Regions from separate parts of the Homo sapiens genome. Here region 1 is linked to region 2. Evidence: chromatin contacts called from ENCODE Hi-C or POLR2A ChIA-PET data. All regions are on one chromosome and are shown on one strand. The core of a region is the stretch at or near the end of the contact, and the rest is flanking DNA. Distances in the headings are between cores, read along the strand shown.

Region 1 (6,121 bases), core at 2,581-5,080, 330 kb before region 2:
GTGGGAGCTGCATACAGCCTGAAAGAAAAGTAACCACAGGTCACAAATGGAAACTGTCGTAACAATTCTGGGGAAAAAAAGTCAAAATGAGTTTCCTCCAGCTCTAGTTTCTCATGAACAGAAGAGCCCCTCGGACATCGTCTGGAGGGAATTGAAACTCACTACTCTGGAAAATCAATTCATCAGGAGGAGAGAAAGTCACAGCTTTCGACTTGAGATCTCCCTCCCACCTTCTGCTCCCTACTCTGTTTCAGAAACTTTTTCCAGAAAGGGTTGGGGGATGTCTGAGATTGATATGAATCACCCAGAGTTGGATAAGCTTCCAGTCCCTCTTCAATTCCTTGCAAATTTCCTGGCATCATTGTTTTAAAAGATTGTTCCTGAATTACTTTTTCAGTTGCCTTCTCAGTTTAGATTTATGCCACACTGCACCCTTCGTGGTATGTCCCTCAAAAACTCCAATCACCTGACAGCCTCGGTCAGTAATTTCTCTGAAGCCTTGAAGAAGTGTGGAGAGGTGCCATATTGCACCACACAGCCTTTCGCCATCTTGCTGCCCTCCTATACCTTTTGGGTGTCGGCACATTCCAAAAGCCCACGTTCTTACCCATGTCCTTCTCTGGCATGCATCCGAGAAGAATAGCTTGGACCCATTGCTTTAATTGCTTCTTTTTGGAGAATGGACCATCCAAGCTGATCTGCCTGGAATTCCCAAGTGCCTTGAGTTCTACTGCATAAAAATGTGTCCATCCTGATGCACTTAAATATTGTTGTAGGACTTCCAAAGTACCTAGCACCCCAAACATAGCACCTACATGTCTTTTCTGCCTGAAACTTGTATTTGATTCTTAGCCTAGAATAGTAAAGCTGAATGAAATTATTAATGATTACTTAGTTGAACTTGCTTATTTCACAGCTAGGGAAACTGAGGACCAGCAAAAATTCAATTCCTCTCTCTCTAGTTCTTAAAGTTCAACTATGTCAATCAGTAATCGACTTTTTTAAAAGCTCCTTGTTCCACGTGGAGAACTATTGGCTTTGCTTATATCACAAACCATATATACTCTGTGGTATGGGTGATAGAAAGAATTTCTCAAGATAGTTTTAACTATACTTCATTTTTGCCCTAAGCTTTCTGATATTAGAGCTTAATGCCCACATAATGTGGAACTCCACTATATATAATATGTGCTATGGGGAACACCTTGAAGGGGTAACCAATGTGCCTGGGGACCAGTAAGTATGAAGCAAGAAGGTTTAATACATTGCAGAAAATTCCTAGAGCTCTAGGGTCTTTAGCATGGATGCATCATGGGGCAGGGGGTTTGTGTGGTGTGGGAGGTGGACAGATGGGAGCTGGTGCTGCCTTGCATGGTGGGAAGGAATTTTAAATTTTTGTCCTGTCAGTGATGGTCAGTCACTGAGGAGGTCTAGGGAGAGGGCAACTTGGTAAATTTTTGCTTTTTACTTCCACAGGAAGTTGGAAGATGACTTGCAGAGGGAAATACTAGAAGTCAAGAGGACATTTATGACACTCTTACAATGATCCATGTGAGACAGGATGTCAGAGCAGTGGCTGGAGAAGAAAGATGAGGGAATAGATGGGGACCTGTTTAAGGAATAGAACTGGCAGGATTTGAGGAGCAACTGTGCGTGGCCAGTGATTAACAAAAACTAGGGTAGTTAAAATATCTGTGTCCTAAAAAGTCACTTAGTTGGTAATTATCATTCAAATTATACTAGCTTGAGTACCATTTTAATATTTAGACTCCAAATTCAAGTAATAGTTCCATGCTTTCTGCTTCAAATGCTACAATACACCTTGGCCAAATTTAAACACAAATTAGTAGATGGTGCTTCCATTAATTCTTTAGTCCTCAACTTAATCGCACATAAAATTTTCCAATGGTTTCAAAATCCAAGTCAGTAAGGTCTAAGCCTTTTAGAGAGTTAATTTTACTGCTGTTTCCTCTTGTTCATGAGGCTAATTTTAAACATAGCCTTTGGATATGCTGTAAGTTGGTAATAATGCCACAAAAATACATAGACCAATGCTTGAGAATAAGAGTCAACAAATATCAATATGCTTGTTTCTGATTTGAGTGAATACCAGTCAATGTTTTTGACAAACTAAATAGGAGATCGAGGTTGCAAAATTCAAAGGCCTATGTAGTCCAGACCAATAACAAATAAAGTGGAGAAGTTTAAGTAAGTTCACATTGTGCATACATGTGGTGAGGATTACAGGAAAATATAGGACCTATGCCCTGTCTAAAAAAAAAGTTCCTACCATTCTCTAGCCTTTCATTACTATGCAGAAAGGCTGGTCCAAGGCTACTAGATATTCCAGAGGTTTTTTAAAGAATAGGTGACTATCTGGCTAATTAAAAAAAAAAATCTGGTCCAAACAAACCATGTTTGTGGACATAGCCCATGAACCACCAGTTTGTAGACCCTTGCTATTCAAAGGTTCTATAAAAATAAATTCAGCAGAAAATGCTTTTCAAGTAAGAAAAAATGCTTCATTCCAACTCCAGGAGGGTTAAAAATGCTTCAGGCAAACAAGCTAAATGACAATAAAATATATTTACTGCTATAGTCGCTGGCTTACCAGGGACTATATAATCTAGGGACCAGCAGCATCAGCATCACCTGGGAACTTGCTAGAAATGCAGAATCTGAAGCCTCATCCTAGACTTGCTTAATCAGAACCTACACTTTTAACAAGGTCCCTGGTGACTGATATCCGTGCTAAAGTTTGAGCAATGCCGGCTTGAACGCGCTCGTGCACAGAGCCTAGATGGCATACTTTCTTCCTCTATACCCCAGAGCAGACATGCAGAATAATTTTCTGTTATGAAAGCAGAGCATGGGTCGTTTTTTGGAGAAGAGGGAGGTAGTATCCTGCTCCAACAGGGCCCTGTTTGAGTTGACTCAAGGGAGCCACAAAATGTCTTCTGAAGTCCACAGGTCCATGGGTAGCATAATAAACGTGTCTTATGCAGGGACGGAACTAGGTTGAGGCCAGTAAGATACTTGCCCAAGGTGCAAATTTTACAGAGGTACCAAAATACCTAGTAATCAAGATCAATAATACTTTAATGCAATAATTTTTTAAATTAAAATTAATGCAAAGAAACTCAATATACAAAATATCATAATTTTCCAACTCGCCTCATCCTAGTTCCAGCTCACATTCTGTTCATGCCAATTTAAATATTTCTGTAATCCATTGTCTCCTGCTATTCATACTTGTCCCTCAAAAGCCACTGAACAAGAAGTATGATTTCAAACCTATAAAAATAAACTTAACAAAAAATGCTTTTCAAGTTGGAAAAAATGCTTTGTGCCAACTCTAGGAGGGTTCAAGATGCTTCAGCCAAACAAGCTAAAAGACAATAAAATGTATTTACCACTATAGTCTCTGATTTTGCAGGGAACCAACCCGTCTCCATCTTTTGTCCCTATTGTCTGCTTAAGGGACAGATAGTAGGGACATTATCTAAATGCCAAACCAAGAGTCGGAGTTACCATTAAGGAATGCAACACGCCTTTACTGTGATTGATATTCCAGTGACTTTGGGGGAGGAGAGAGGTTTGAAATGGGGCTTTGGCAAGCCAGCTGAGATGAAAATAGCTGGGAAGCTGCCTCTGTGTGTCTCTTTCACACATAGACTTCCGTTTCAGGGCCAGAACCTGGAAGTGCCCTGGGGTACAGGAAAGAAGAAACTCAGTTGAGAATGAATGAATCACCATTAGGCGTGTTTCAGTTCCTGTCTGGGGAGTACCAGCTGCAGATACCAAGAAAATACTAACTTTTCTTGCCAACTCTGTGCAGGCTGGAACAGAGAAGGAAGAGCTGACAAAGTGTGCACTTAACCACAGCTCTGGGGAGGCAATGCCTTGATATCCCCACGGTATTTATGTCTGCATCATTTATGCAGAACACTTCTAGGTTCTTCTGTTGTTAATTGGCTTCATGAGGGAGCAAATGAAGTCATCAGATGAAACAGATGAGCTTTGGAGCAAAATAGATGCAGTATCAGAGTCTATCTCAACCATTCACCTGAGTGTCTGCACTATCCCAGGCATCAATTTCTTCATCCTTGTGGGACTGGTATGAGATCATGCCTATGAAATGCTTTAATCTGTGACCTAGCAGGGAACTTGAAACCCAAGAGGCAAAAAACCATCCTTCTCAACCAACCTATAAGATTTCCGACTGACAGGAGCCCTCTATTTTATTCCCAGTACTTACCAGTAACTGACATTTGCATAGTGCGTTTAAAGTTTCAAAGCACTTTCCCTTAAAATCATTATACTGTGTCATTCCAACATTCCAATAAGTTAGGCAGGGCAATAATTATTATTACTGTTTTTAAATATGAAAACATAGCAACTATTAGAAACAGGTCTCTGGCTGAGTCCAACTAATGCTTCAAATCTTTTGACCTCTATGTTTTGCAAATATTTAAACAACAAATATTTGTTGAATATAAGACTTCAGGGACCCAAATGAAAAGTTCAAAATACTGATGACCTCATTCTAGACCCCAAAACTTCATTTTGTTGCATTTTTTCTTCTGATGACAGGTTATTAAGGTGCTCAAGGTGACAGGACATGTCTTTATAGATCTTGAAATCTCACCGAGCATCAAGAAGTGTGCTAACATAGAAGGAACCAGGGTTTGTCTTCTGGCTGATTGTGTAAAAATGATAATTGATCTATGGCTATTAGATGTTTGCATGCATTAGACGTTTGCTCATGTTTTCATGAATAAAATGAAATGGAGAATGGGCTTATTTTCATGTCAGTTGTAATCTTGTGTTAACACCCAACCCAGTACACATGGCTTTCTATAGCCACGACCACTGTAGTCCCTTTGGGATGCATCTGTCCTGAGTTGGCCAGGACCACCTCCCTTCTGCCTGGGCAGTTGGAGCTTTGGGAGTTCATCTTTCACAAACACTTTAGAAATTCTGAAGCCATTCTATGGGTCAGTGCTGAATTTAAGGAGCTACGTATCAACTTGAATCAGACTGATTACAACTCCTCTGAACCTAATTGGCAAAACCTAACTGCATTCATGTTTTATTAAAAGCAACTTTCATTACACAGGCGGTGCTGTCAGAAAAATAAATTACATCTGCAAGTACTTAGGTATAAAATTTTGCAGATAACTTCCAGTTGTCGGTAATTTTATATTAGAAACTGTTTTTCCAATACATGCTAAAACTTTGTTCATCAGTATTAAACACACTTTACCTACCACTCTTAGAATATTTATGGGACTTGTAATATAACCTTTTTTTTTCTTCTTTAGAGATTTAGTAAACTGTTTGCTGCCAACTTTAATTTTGGCAGCCTCCCTAGGCCCTTTGGAAACTATAGATTGGTTTGCGTTTTACATTCCACTGCTTACCATTCCCCCTCCTACAATAGATTCCGATCCATTTAAAAAAAAAAAAAATTAGTGTAAGTGTTGGCTGCAAAACAAGTGGGTCCCACTTGCAAATACAACAAATGAGTCATATAAACTTAGAGATGGGGAAAATTATAAAGAAGACCTAATTCACTCTCTACCACTGAATAAAATGTTTATATCTCCACTTTAGGAAGTTTTTGTTGACTGTCCCTATAGGAGCCCCCCAAAATTCTGTTTTCCTAGTTGTACCCCTAATTTACAACAATGCAGTCAGGTTGTATTTGTCACCACAACCAGATTCCAAAATAGACCTTTGTATTACTTCAGGATGCTTTTGCCAGCACCAAACATTGACTAGTAGTAGCTTAAGAAAGCAAAACTTTTGGCCAGGGGCAGTGGCTCACACCTGTAATCCCTGCACTTTTGGAGGTCGAGGTGGGAGGATCACTTAAGGCCAGGAGTTTGAGACAAGCTTGGGCAACATAGCAAGACCTTGTCTCTACAGAAAAAAAAAAAGTAGCCAGGCATGGTGGCATGTGCCTCTAGTCCTAGCTACTCAGAAGGCTGAGGCAAGAGGATTGCTTGAACCCAGGAGTTCAAGGATGAAATGACATGATTAAGCCAGTGCACTTCAGCCTGGGTAACAGAGCAAGACCTTGTGTCTAAAACAGATAAGTTAATAATTTTTAAAAATA
Region 2 (6,056 bases), core at 2,525-5,024:
AATTTGTGCCAGGCATTATTCTCAGTGCTTCACCTAAAAAACGCCAGTTTAATATTCACTATAATCCAAGGAGGTGTTATTATTATCCCCATTTTACAGATAAGAAACCTAAACAGACAGGTTTAGTACCTTGGACAAGTCACATAGCTAAAAAGTAGCCAAGACAGTTTTTGAACCCAGGCTTTGAACCCAGGCATTGTGGCTCTGAGAATCCACATTCCTTCTCTATTAAGGAGGCTAAAACGTCGCCTGAAGCCTCAAGGAGCCTGGTACCAGTCACACCCATCTACAGCCGTTAGCTCAGGTGGGAAGCTGCTGAGATGGTATTCAGAGCCCGGGTGCAGTACTCAGCCTCTGCCTTGATTCAAGAAGCCCAGTTTAAGGGCCTCCCCACCCAGCCCCCAGGACTTTGTCAGGCGCCCCCTAAGCCTAGAGGCCTCAATTCTTCTACCCAGATCTGTGAAGTGTCCTTGGGTCTGTGGTGGCACTGGCCACCCTGGGGCCCCCTAGAAAGGGTCCCTCCCCGGCTTCTCTCCAGTGCCCAAGGTCTGTCCTTGTGCCAAATGCAACTGATCCGTAGTGGCTGCCTGCAATACTGAATGGAAAAGAACTTGGGGTCACATCTGGGCTAACCAGGAAAGACACCCTTGTCCATCGGTGATTTCCTCATGGGTGTAGGAAACAGGTTATCGGCCACTGGCATAGCATTTCACTCAAGCCCATGGCTGATGCTCACAGTCCTCTGCCCAAGCTGGGCTGAGTGTTTTCTCCTTGTAACCTTCAGACTGTTCTGCTACTATCTCAGTCAGGACTCTTCTGATTGCAAGTGACAGAAATCCAGCTCTACCTGAACATGCGAAAAAGGAGAAATAACTTACTTAACTGAATTATGCAGGGGCAGATTTCTCAACTTCTCCATCTCTCATGTATGCTTTCTTCTGGAACAACTTCATTCTCATGCAAATTCCCCTCTCAGGATAGCAAATATGGCAAAAACGGCTACCAGGACTGACAAGCTGGTCTTTCAGCTATAGTTTCAACAGAAGCTCCAGAGCTGAGTTTCACTGGCTTAAGTTGGATCACATGACCTCCCCTAAGCCAATCATCGTGGCCAAGGGATGGTCCAGTGGGCCAGGCCTGGGTCCCATGTTTGCCCCTGTAATGAAATGGGGAGATGGGGATGGAGATTAATCTCACTCGCCATCTAGCAACCTGTGGTGGAAAAGGGCTGGCTCTCCAAAGGAAACTTGGGATGCCTTTCTCAGCATTTTAAACACCTAAAAATCGCGTTTTAAGAAGGTTTTTCTGGGAAAAATGTTTACGGGATGGATTAGAGCATTGAGCATGTACTATGCCAACAAGCCAGTCTCGGCTCCTTTTCCCTGGTTTGTGTTTATAGACTTCAGTCCTGGGAAGATGGGTTCTTTCCTGACTCTCTTGATCATTCACATCAGAAAAGAGTTCTGTTCCTTGGGATTTTATTTTTAATTATGGGAAATTTTCAGATATAATCAAAAGTGTTGAAAATAATCTGTGTCTGTTCCTCAGCTTCAACAATGATTAACTCAGGGCCAATTTTATTTCATCTATAGCCCCGCCCATCCCCACTCCACCATGAATTACTTTGAAGCAAATCCAGACATCATATATCTTTAAGATGCTCAGATTGCAAGGCCCTACAAGAGCTAGAGATTCCATTCTCCTCGAGAAGAAAGGAATCTGGCCTGTTATTTTACGTCACTTAGCAGAGGAGAGTCTTGCCTTTCCTCCTCCATAAACATGGCCCAAATCTCCTTACCTGATATTATACTTTGAGTCTTTATGAGTGGAAAACTGCACTTTCTTTATTCTTGTCTGGAAGTGCTCAGCCGGAGTGATTGCAGTGTTATCTCCCTGGGCATCCCCATTGTCCTCATCCTGCTGTTTCAACCCACTTTGCCTGTAGCCTTGTTTTCTGACCTGCCCCCTGCCTCCTCCTACCTGATTTCTAGGGTCCCTTTCCCCATTCTTCTAGCATTCTAACATACACACAGTCTAGAGAACAACAATAGCCTGAAAAAACTCTATTTCCCATTTTATAATCCCAACACAGAGCAGTCTCTCTGCCATGCAGCATACCAGCCTACAAATTGCTGCCGATACATGCATCAAAGAGCCATTCGGCTGCTCATGTGAACACAGGCTTCCCTTGCGCTTCCAAATGCTATATTATCTCTGCCACAGCAAAACCCCTTGAATAGCTAATAAATGCAAAAGAAAGTTTGGGAGGAAAAAAAAGTTACAAAAAATTATTATTATTACTTAAAGAGCCAGAGAAAGATAGCAAGGTTCTTCTAAAGTTACAACACCATCGTTAGCAGCTGCAGGGTACATGAAAGCCAGGGGCCGGGGGAGGGAAGATAGGGCATATTTCAAAGCTGACTGCTGCAGTAACAAAACGCGAAGGGGGTGTTGTGTGGAATACGCCAAGTGTTTGAAGTGGACAAGGTTTCTAGCGTGTTGCCTTGATGCCTGTACATACTTAATAACAGATGTTTGGTCTCTCTAGGCAGATAATTGTCCTTCTGTAAGGTTGACTTGACCTGCCTGAACGGTCCAGCTTCGAGCGCTGCAGCAGTAACAAATGATCCTAGCTTCTCTCTTTTTTACTAGGGAGATGCTCAGCCACGCTTCCTTTTAAGCACATAATTACTCGGCAGCAACTGAAGCCCATACATTCCCCTCTCCTAATGGCCATGGAGCCATTCGGTCATAATTTATGGGGACAGGGTTCAAAGTTTTAATAATATTTGGATAATATCATTGCCCACACGTCGGGGACGTCGTGATGAATAGAAGGAGAGTGGGCTTATTTCGATTCCATGCATGACAGTGAGGACGTTAACGACTGGGTGCCCGGCGTGGCCTTTATGGAAACTGCCACCAGGCCATCAGCTCATGAATTATAGATCTGGGCATGAAGGATCACATAGGGATGTTGTTCATGAGGAACTGTCCTGTTAGCGCCTCTTCCTTATGCAGATAAATGAATTGCAGGGAATACCAAAACGGCGTAAATAAGCCCTTAGTGGATAACACATTAGAACATCAACATAAAAAACCCAGTGCTGGGGCCTGCTTGGGGATATTTATGTTTATACTCTCTGCTCAAGTGGCTCCCTTATTTTTTGGCTTCTTACTGCTCACCTCATAATTCCAACCTCCTAACGGCACCTCTGGGCATGTTTCTCGGATGCTCTGTGGTGCCTGTTGACATTTGTACACAAGTTTGCTCAGAGAAGTGCTTTTGGGTAGGCAGATGGGTGAAGGCTCGTCAAATTCAAAACAGACCTAGTTAGCATTGTCTTGGTGACGTGGTGGGGTGTCCCTAAAACAGAGGCCACACACTGGCAGGTGCTAGCAGAAGAAGAAGGGCAACTATGTCCCCAAAAGTAGAAAGAAGGGAGACCTTCTCAGTCATAAACCAGATAGAAAATATCCTTGGAAAAGATCGAGTTCAACCACACTACTCCCAAAAAGCAGGTGGCAAAATTGAGGTTCAGAGGAGAGCAGGGACTCCCCCTAAATTACAAAACCTTGTTGCCAAGCCAAGATTCCTGACTCCCAAGTGTGGCCCCAGGCTGCCTTATCTGGCCTGAGTTTTCTCTCCCCAAAATGTAAACATTCAACACCAGCACCAAATGATAGTGTTAAGACTAAAACAATGTTTGCCAACTTCCTCCTGTTAATCTAGACTGACTCACTCTGAACTTTGACAAGGTTCGCGTGCCGTGAGCAATCATTGAACTTACACACTCGATATCCATTTAATCTGAAGGATTTATTTGGAAAGAACAGCAATTATAGCTGCACCTCAGAATAACTAGGAAACGGCGCGTTTAAATCTCTTTAAATAGCTTGCCGGAGTTCTACATAGCTCCCCCACACCCAGGTTCTGATCTGGAGTTCTCATTTGCCTGGGCCTTTTTACAGAGCCCGGGAGTGGTTTGGAGCAGGTTTCAAACGTGGAGGTTTGTTTCTCTACTGGGAGGCACTTTACGTTGAGAGCTTTCTGTTTTCTGACACATCTAAGGATGTGTTCTTTTTTTATCTTGCCAGGAGAAAGGAGGTAACAATGTTCTGCTGAATAAAGGCCAAGAACATTTACCCAGTTATAATTTTTTTAATATTCATACAAAAAATTAACTTTTGGGGGATCACAGCTTTATGAATTTTAACACATACATAGAATCATGTAACCACCATCACAATCAGGATACAGAACAATTCCATCACCTCCAAATCTCCCATTAAAAAGTAAACCCCCAGCCAGGCGTGGTAGTTCATGCCTGTAATCCCAACATTTTGGGAGGCTGAGGTGGGTGGATTGCTTGAGCCCAGGAGTTTGAGACCAGTATGGGCAACAAAGCAAGACCCCCATGTCTACAAAAATAAAAAATTTAGCCAGCCACGGTGGTGCACACCTGTAATTCCAACTACTCAAGAGGCTGAGGTGGGAGGATGGCTTGAGCTCAGGACTTTGAGGCTTCAGTGAATGATGATCACACCACTGCACTCCAACCTGGGTGACAGAGAGACCCTGTCCACTCTCAAAAAAAAAGTCAAACCTTCCCTTGGTCCCTAACCTCTAATCCCCACTAATCTGTTCTCCACCCCAATAACTCTGTTTTTTGGGAGTGTCATATAAATAGGTTTATACAGTTTGTCACCTTTTGAGACTGGATTCTTTCTCTCAGCATAGTGCCTTTGAGATCCATCCAAGCCCTTGTCTGTATCTACAGTTCAGTCCTCTTTGTTGCTGAGCAGTATTCCATCACAGAGCCCAGACCTCAAGTCAGGCATCACCAGGTACTTACAGGATGAGGACAGTGGCTAATGGCTGTGATGTGTGTGCTGTGTGCACCACCATCTGTCCTAGTGTTTTACTGTACTAACTCATTTAACCTCTCGACAACCTAATGGGGTGATTACTAGCATTATATCCATTTTGCAGATTAGGAAATTAAACCATAAAGGGGCTACATAACTTGCCCAACATCACACGACTGGTAAGTCAGGAACCACCTATAAGGTTAGAACCAGCCAACCCTTGTGCTTCATCATGGGACATGCTAATTATAAATATCTCTGGAAGGGAGAGGAGAAATGTCAGTCTCCAGGGAGGTGTAAATGACTGACAGTGTTGCCTTGCCAAGAGCAGGCTGTGCCAGGGTTTGAGGAGGACAGCTAACATGATCAGGAGGAAAACAAGGAAAGGGGCATGTACCACATGCCACAGAGAACCACTCCCAGAATGTGCACCCAGATACCCACACACACCCTAAAGGGAAAGGGAGGGAAGCAGGAGAAGGCAGCACTTCACATAAATGCAGTGGCTAACAAATAGGAAACATCCTGGCCTCCGCCTATCCTACTAAGTCTCAGGGGTTGGGAAAAGAACCAGATCTGAGAATTTCAAATTAATTGCCATGAATCCTGGAACTGTCAGTCTCAGGTTTCCAACAGCATGGTCTTCAGCTGTCTTACCTAACCTCCTTTGAAGCCTGAGATGTGGCTGCTGTCCTAGGAATCATAACGACCTAAAACATAAATGTGGAATTCCAGGAGTGATTTCACCCAGCATTGAGCCTGTGGGGAAACTGAGGCCTAGAAAGAGAATGGACTTGGCCAAAGGCACATAGCAAATCAGTAGCAGATCCAGGACTGTAACCCAGATCCCTTCCTCCATACATCCACCCAGTCATTCATTCAACAACTGAACCTACCATGTGCCAGGCACTTTACTGGAAGCTGGAGACAAAGGGTGATGAAGACACAGTACTATCCTACATGGAGTTATAGTTTTGGCAGGAGAAAGACATTAAACAAATGATCACAAGCAAATAGATAATTTAAAGTCATAGGGAAGATTTTAAAATTTTCTCAAGACCCACAGCAAGTGTATTTCCAACTCACCTCAGCTGCTTCTATTTCCTAAATCAACAAGGTGAAGTTTCCTATAGTAGTAAAAGCCTCCACGTGCCCTCTCAATAAGATTATGGAAGAGGTAGTTATGT

Evidence for each region. Hi-C counts contacts between places; a loop is a spot of excess contacts on that map. ChIA-PET counts read pairs that join two places held with the same protein, here RNA polymerase II (POLR2A). Pooled maps may share reads with other maps.
Region 1: a loop to region 2 is called in a map with no recorded cell type, with 4 times the contacts of the local background. The contact joins two enhancer-like sites. A Hi-C loop is called at or near these places in 1 of 37 single-sample maps with no recorded cell type and 2 of 50 pooled maps. POLR2A ChIA-PET finds 5 or more read pairs at or near these places in 1 of 52 experiments (WTC11).

The regions. Positions count from the first base shown.
Region 1 is chr16:51,567,365-51,573,485 of GRCh38, reverse strand. No RefSeq gene overlaps it. Among named protein-coding and RNA genes, the nearest start is that of HNRNPA1L3, 75 kb to the left of the region's middle. Within about 2 kb of position 3,830, at least 2 of the 41 ENCODE cell types and tissues checked have a DNase peak (open chromatin) inside an H3K27ac peak, as active enhancers do.
Region 2 is chr16:51,241,914-51,247,969 of GRCh38, reverse strand. No RefSeq gene overlaps it. Among named protein-coding and RNA genes, the nearest start is that of SALL1, 94 kb to the right of the region's middle. Within about 2 kb of position 3,774, at least 2 of the 41 ENCODE cell types and tissues checked have a DNase peak (open chromatin) inside an H3K27ac peak, as active enhancers do.